2 separate regions of the Homo sapiens genome follow, and region 1 is linked to region 2. The links are chromatin loops, found by intact Hi-C in ENCODE. Cell type or tissue: tibial artery. All regions are shown on one strand. Links, peaks and the distances in the headings refer to the core of each region. The heading gives the core; the rest is flanking DNA.

Evidence for each region. Peaks named below come from ENCODE experiments on the same cell type or tissue, not always from the same donor. Only the 100,000 strongest peaks of a DNase experiment are listed, where the experiment ranks them.
Region 1: it touches region 2 in a loop (4-fold over the local background); 2 of 110 quality-filtered maps call a loop at or near these places.

The regions. Positions count from the first base shown.
Region 1 is chr9:126,157,804-126,160,712 of GRCh38, reverse strand. No RefSeq gene overlaps it. Among named protein-coding and RNA genes, the nearest start is that of MVB12B, 170 kb to the left of the region's middle. RefSeq lists an enhancer at 2,560-2,909. In tibial artery, for the core only: no CTCF peak of the experiment used is centred there; DNase peaks (open chromatin) are centred at 1,782 and 1,882; H3K27me3 peaks cover 1,381 bases.
Region 2 is chr9:126,093,435-126,096,343 of GRCh38, reverse strand. No RefSeq gene overlaps it. Among named protein-coding and RNA genes, the nearest start is that of MVB12B, 230 kb to the left of the region's middle. In tibial artery, for the core only: no CTCF peak of the experiment used is centred there; no DNase peak of the experiment used is centred there; H3K27me3 peaks cover 404 bases.

The DNA of each region.
Region 1 (2,909 bases), core at 256-2,755, 64 kb before region 2:
GTGGGAACAGCAACCAGATCCACCCCCCACCCCCCATATCAGTTACCGCAGAGCAGGCACAAAGTAAATATGCAATGTGGGCCTGGGGGACCGAGGGAGAAAATCTGGGAGTCTGATCCCAGGTCCTCGGACTCGTCGGTGGTTGTATCAGCTGTTGTATGACTTTATGGTCATTTATAGTCACTTAAAACAATAAGACTTTATCTTTGTTCGCATTTCTATTGACCAGCTGGGTGGTTCTTCTGGTCTCAGCTGGGGTCATTCATGCATTTATGTTCAGTTGAGGGTTGGCTCCACAGCTCTGCTCTCCTGACTGGGCTCTCTCACATGTCTGAGGATTGGGTGACAGGATGTCCCCAGCTAAGACAACTGAGCTCTGCGCCAGTGGTCTCTTGCCCACTGCAGGCTGGCCTGAGCTTGTCCACACAGCAACTGGGCAGAATAATGAGAGAGAGAGAGCACAAATGTGTGCAAGACTTTTTTGAGGCCTAAGCTTGCACCTAGCACACGGCTCTTCCCCCACGTTCTACTGCCCAAAGCCAACCCAGGATCCAGGGATAGGGAACTAGACTCTCCACTCTGGGGATGCAAGGAGAGGTGAGAATTACAGCCATTTTTGCAATAATCTCCCACAGTGATGGTTAAGAACATGAGCTGGACTCTAATTCCCACTCGCTAACCGCTTGCTGGGAGAGCTTGGGCAATGTCTTCTCTTCTCTGAGTCTGTTTCCTCATCTACAACACGGTCAAAGCAATTCCAGCTCCCCGAGAGTTTTGTGGCGATTCGGAGCAATCAGGCATTTGAAGTGCCTAGCGTGGTGCCTGGGCCTGGTGAGTACCAGAACATGTGGGTTCCCTCCCTTTTCCCCAGGAAACCGAGCTGTGGATGGCGATCCGATGTTCACACTTTGCAGGAAAGGGCTGGGGGCCCGGTTGGGGGTCTGCTGCACCCCCACTCCCTCCCTACCTTTCATCTTGCCCCCTCTGGAGCCCTCCTGCTGGGGCCTCACAGCACCCGGGGTCTTAAGGATAGTTAAGTAGCAAACTATGTGTTCATAATAAAATTTGCCGGCTTCTCACAGACATCCAATTTGCTTACCATCCAAAGAGAAGGATTGGGTGCCTGCTTCTGAAATTGTTTTAATCTCTGCCACAGAATGCTTCTGGCAGGGTTTTTCAACTGGAAAATAGGAAATGAGTTAGAAACAATGGAGGAACGTGAATAATCTCACTTAAGACGTTTGATCTTGAGATGAGATGAAGTTGAAATCGATTTCCCGGTTCACAGCCAGACAGCGGCGGGTGGGAGGGGAGAGAGCTGGGGGAGATGGGACATCCAGGCCTGTCTGGGCTCCAGCTCTGCTGGGACAAGGACCCCCCCGCTCCTGCAAAACTCTGACAAACTGCACAGTGGGTGAGAGGTTGCCCCAGCCCCATCACCTCAAAGGCAGGCATGACCGAAGCTCTTTGGTTTTTCCAAGTCTATGTTAATGGTTGACAAACCAGCCCACACATCTGTTTAACAGATATTCACTGTGTGCCTGCTACGTGCCATGGCCTGTCCTCAGGGAACTCACAGGAGGTGACTGTGAACAGGATGGAGAGTGAGGAGCTAATGTTTGTGGAGGACTGTCTATGTCCAGGCATGGGTTAAGAAGGCTGCATCCATGATGCTACACAGAACCGGGAGTCAGGGATTCTTGTGCCCTCTTTTCAGATGAGGAAATGGCCTCAGAGCTATGTGTGTCTGACTTTTCGGAGGACAGGATCCAGATGTGACTGCAGAGTTTGTGTGCTTTGCATGGAGGGGTATTCTGTCCAGGCAGGTGGCTTGGGCAGAAGCCAGGCAGGAGGGTACAATAGGGAGAGCTCAGGGAGCCATGAGGAGGCGTGGGTGGACTGGACCTTGGCAGTGCCAGGGTCTCTTCCCTGCTGCCCCCTGCCCAATTCAACTTGGAGAAGTAGCCTGGCCTTAGGTCTAGGAAGGGACATGTTCTCAAGGCCCAGCCAGGCAGAGTGAGCGGCCACTCACACCCTGATCTTCACACAGACACCCTCACACATCACCTGAACACACAGACCTAGACAGACACACACGTTTATAAATACAGACACACAACACATACTGTATGGACAGAGACAGCTAGACGCACGTGTGTGTGTGTGTGTGTGTGCGCGCGCACGCGCGCGCACGTCAGCGCATACACGCATGCTCACACTCTCTAAGAGGTCACAGTCTCTTTGGGGGCAGCGACTATGTCTGTCTTGCTCACCACTCTGTCACCAGCACAGATCCTGGCTCATAACAGGGCCTCTCTAAATAATGATGAAGTTGAACTCAATTCCCACACGGAAACACAGACACATGCACACGTGGTTTGTGTGCATGGCGGCTGATGCTGGCGGAGAGGTGGTTTCGTCTCTGCAGTCCCCAGTGGGGGTTTCAGGGGACTTTCACGGGTGGAGACAGAAGCTGCCAAGGTGGAACCTAGAGGGTGAGCTGGGTCTGGGGGAGATTCACGGCTCTCGGTCTCTTCTCCTGCAGCCTGGCTGGGCTTAGGGACCTAGCCTATCTGAAAGCCTCTGTCTAGCTTTCCTGCCATTAAGCCTCCATGGAGAGACCCCAAACCTCCCCCTATAACAGCCTCCACTAGGGTCTGGCCTCTTGGGGTCCTGGGTTGGGGGTTTAATGCATTATTGATTTCCCCAAGAAGGGAAAGTGCTGCAGCCATGGGTCCAGGTAGCTTATTTTGTGCGTCGATGACATTCAGGTACTAGTGAAAAATTATACCAATTATTAAATCAGCCATTATTACTTCAAAGTGCAATCAGTTGTCACAGCGGAGAGAGCTTGCACGGCGCGTTATTAGTCGGGCTGTGTGCACGGGGAAAGTGCTGAGAGGGGAGAC
Region 2 (2,909 bases), core at 134-2,633:
TCTTTGTATTGCCTGTAATTTACTAAGCCCTCTGTGAGCCTGATGCTGTGCTCAGCAATTTATCCCCAATGCTGTCAGGTGTCAGCGTCCTACATGCCACCATCACCCCCATTTTACAGATGAGAAGACTGGAGCTCTGGGAGGAGGAGGCACTTGTCCAGGGTCACACGGGGGCACACATGGGGCCAGGAGTCACACCAGGTGCAAATGATTCCAAAGCCCAGTTGTTTAGCCTCTGTGTCCCCACTTCCCTACCCACCCCACGGCCCTCTTGAAATGGCAGGGAGTTTCTTAGGGGCGCCTCACAGACAGGCATTCTCCCCAACCCAGTCTTCCTCTGCCACATTAGCTGGTCTCTCTCTGCAGCCCGCAGAATCCCAGCCGTCAAAGGCTGAAGTTGTGGGGATCACCCAGACCAAGCCCCAGGAACCGAGGTGTGAACTGATACCCAGAGTGGCACGGAGAGACCTGCCCAAAGTCACACCGCGAATCCCAGCAGACCAACCCTGGAACCTCAGGTCCCCCTCATGCCCTGAGCTGCTTCTTCTAGAACCTTCTGAGGTCCATAGGTAATAGTGCTGGCCCCCACCCCTCACCCCACTTTGCGGACTCTGGAGCATTGAGGTGAAGAGCCTGGCGCGGGGTCATCAGCAAATTGGCAATGGGCACGTGTGGGGAGGCCCAGGCAGGCCCCCATTCCTCCCGGTCACATCTCACTGCTCTGCTCAGTGAGCGTGGTGGCACACAGGCCACCTCTGCCACTGCAGCTGCCTGTTAGGCAGCTTCCTCTGGATCCCGCTTGGCCCCTGGATGACAGCAGTGTGCAGAGGCCACCACGGCTCCCATGACCAGGTTCAGGGGCATCCTGGCCCCCTCCACCGGATTTCTCAGCCTTTGAAAACAGAAAAATCATGGGTGAACCCAGAGCGGCTCGTGGAGAAAAGCCCAACCACACTGGTGTCTGCAAAGCCCACCTTAAACATCACCTTTGGCCACTGCCTCCCAGCTTTCCCGGCTTTCCGGCAGTCCTGTCCCCAGATGTGGCCTAAAAGCCTCCCTGACTGACTATGGAGGCCACAAGAGCCTGGAGCATGCCCAGGACTATGTTAAGCCCTTGACTCCCTGCTGTCATCTCACAGCAGCCTTAGCAGGGCCACCTGGTTGACATCATTTTCAGAGGAGGAACTTGTGTCTCAGAGAGGTGGAGAAACCTGTTGGGGTCACATAGTTGGCAAATAGCTCTTAACACAGGTCAGAGTGTCTTCCTGTCCTCCTTGCAACCCTTGACCGCTGCTCCCAGAGGGCAGGCCACGGGCTGCTGCTGGTGCCTACATGCCATTGCGTTACTACTGGGGAAGTTGTATTCCTCTTAACTGTCTGCAGACCTGCTCAAGTGAAGAAGAAAGAAGACAGTCTCTGGTGCTGGCTTGTCCAACACCTCATCAACATCCCAAATCACCCTTTTTTTTGAGACAGGGTCTAGCTCTGTCATCTCGTCAGGAGTACAGTGGCACAATCATAGCTCACTGCAGCCTTGAACTCCCAGGCTCAAGTGATCTTCCCACCTCAGCCTCCCAGGTAGCTGGGAATACAGGTGCACGCCACCATGCCCAGCTAATTTTTTTATTTTATTTTTTGCAGAGACGGAGTTTCACTGTGTTGTAAGGGCTGGTCTTGAACTCCTGGCCTAAAGTGATCCTCCTGCCTTGGCCTCCCAAATCACCCTTGTTAACAAAGATTGTAGGTCCTGGGCTTGGAGCCCTCTGCAGGATGCAGACATGGAATTTATTAACCTCAGTGCATTTTCATTGTATTTATTTTTATAGTTGCCTCCACCTACAGCAATAACACTGGTTTCTCCCTTACTAACAATAATGATGACAACATAGCTAAGACGTGTACAGCACTTACAACAGGTCTGGTGTTGTTCTGAGCTTTGCGTATTTTAATTTCACCTAATCTTTGGAAACCCTGTGGGGTCAGATCATTATTATTCTTGCTGAAAAAAGAAGGAAACTGAGGCTCAGAGTGGTTGGTACTGACCCCAACGTCACACAGCGGGTGCTGCAGCCACAACTGGAATCTTTCACAATCATAGTGTCTCCCACGGAAGGTAAATTTTCCTTTTAAAATAAATATTTGTAAAAAAATAAGGTCCATTTGTCATGTGTGCTAATAATCATGTGAGGAGTACATGGATGATCAAAAATCCTGAAGGCGACGCCTGAGTGCCGAGTTTGCCAGTGCTAAGCTGAGGTGCTCTCAGGTCTGCCTGGGGGTACGTGTGACATTATCTGACCATAGGCCCCACCCCTTGTGCTTGGAGCCAATGAGAACAAAGTCTGAGTTGGACGTACAGGATAGGCCCCACCCCTAGGCTTGGAGCCAATGAGAAGGAAGCTTCTGTTCTCACAAGAATGGGGCCAGGGAGTGGTCGCCTATACTCAGTGGATCCTCAGAGGGCCAAGGGGAGCCGTGCCTGGCGGGCGTCATCACAAGGACTCCTCACAGCTCCCCACAGCTGGGTAGTATCATTGTCCCCATTTTACACAGGAATGAATTGAAGCATCTGCAGGTCAATAACCTCACACTCCCTGCTGGGCGCAGTGGCTCACTCCTGTAATTCCAGCACTTTGGGAGGCCGAGGCAGGCGGATCGCCTGAGCTCAGGAGTTCAAGACCATCCTGGGCAACATGGAGAAACCCCATCTCTACTAAAATACAAAAAAGTAGCTGGGTGTGGTGGCACGTGCCTGTAGTCCCAGCTACTGGGGAGGCTGAGGCACGAGAATCGCTTGAGCCCAGGAGGCGGAGGCTGCAGTAAGCCAAGATTACACCACTGCACTCCAGCTTGGGTGACAGAGTGAGACTCCATCTTAAAACAAAACAAAACAAAACAAAGCAAAACAA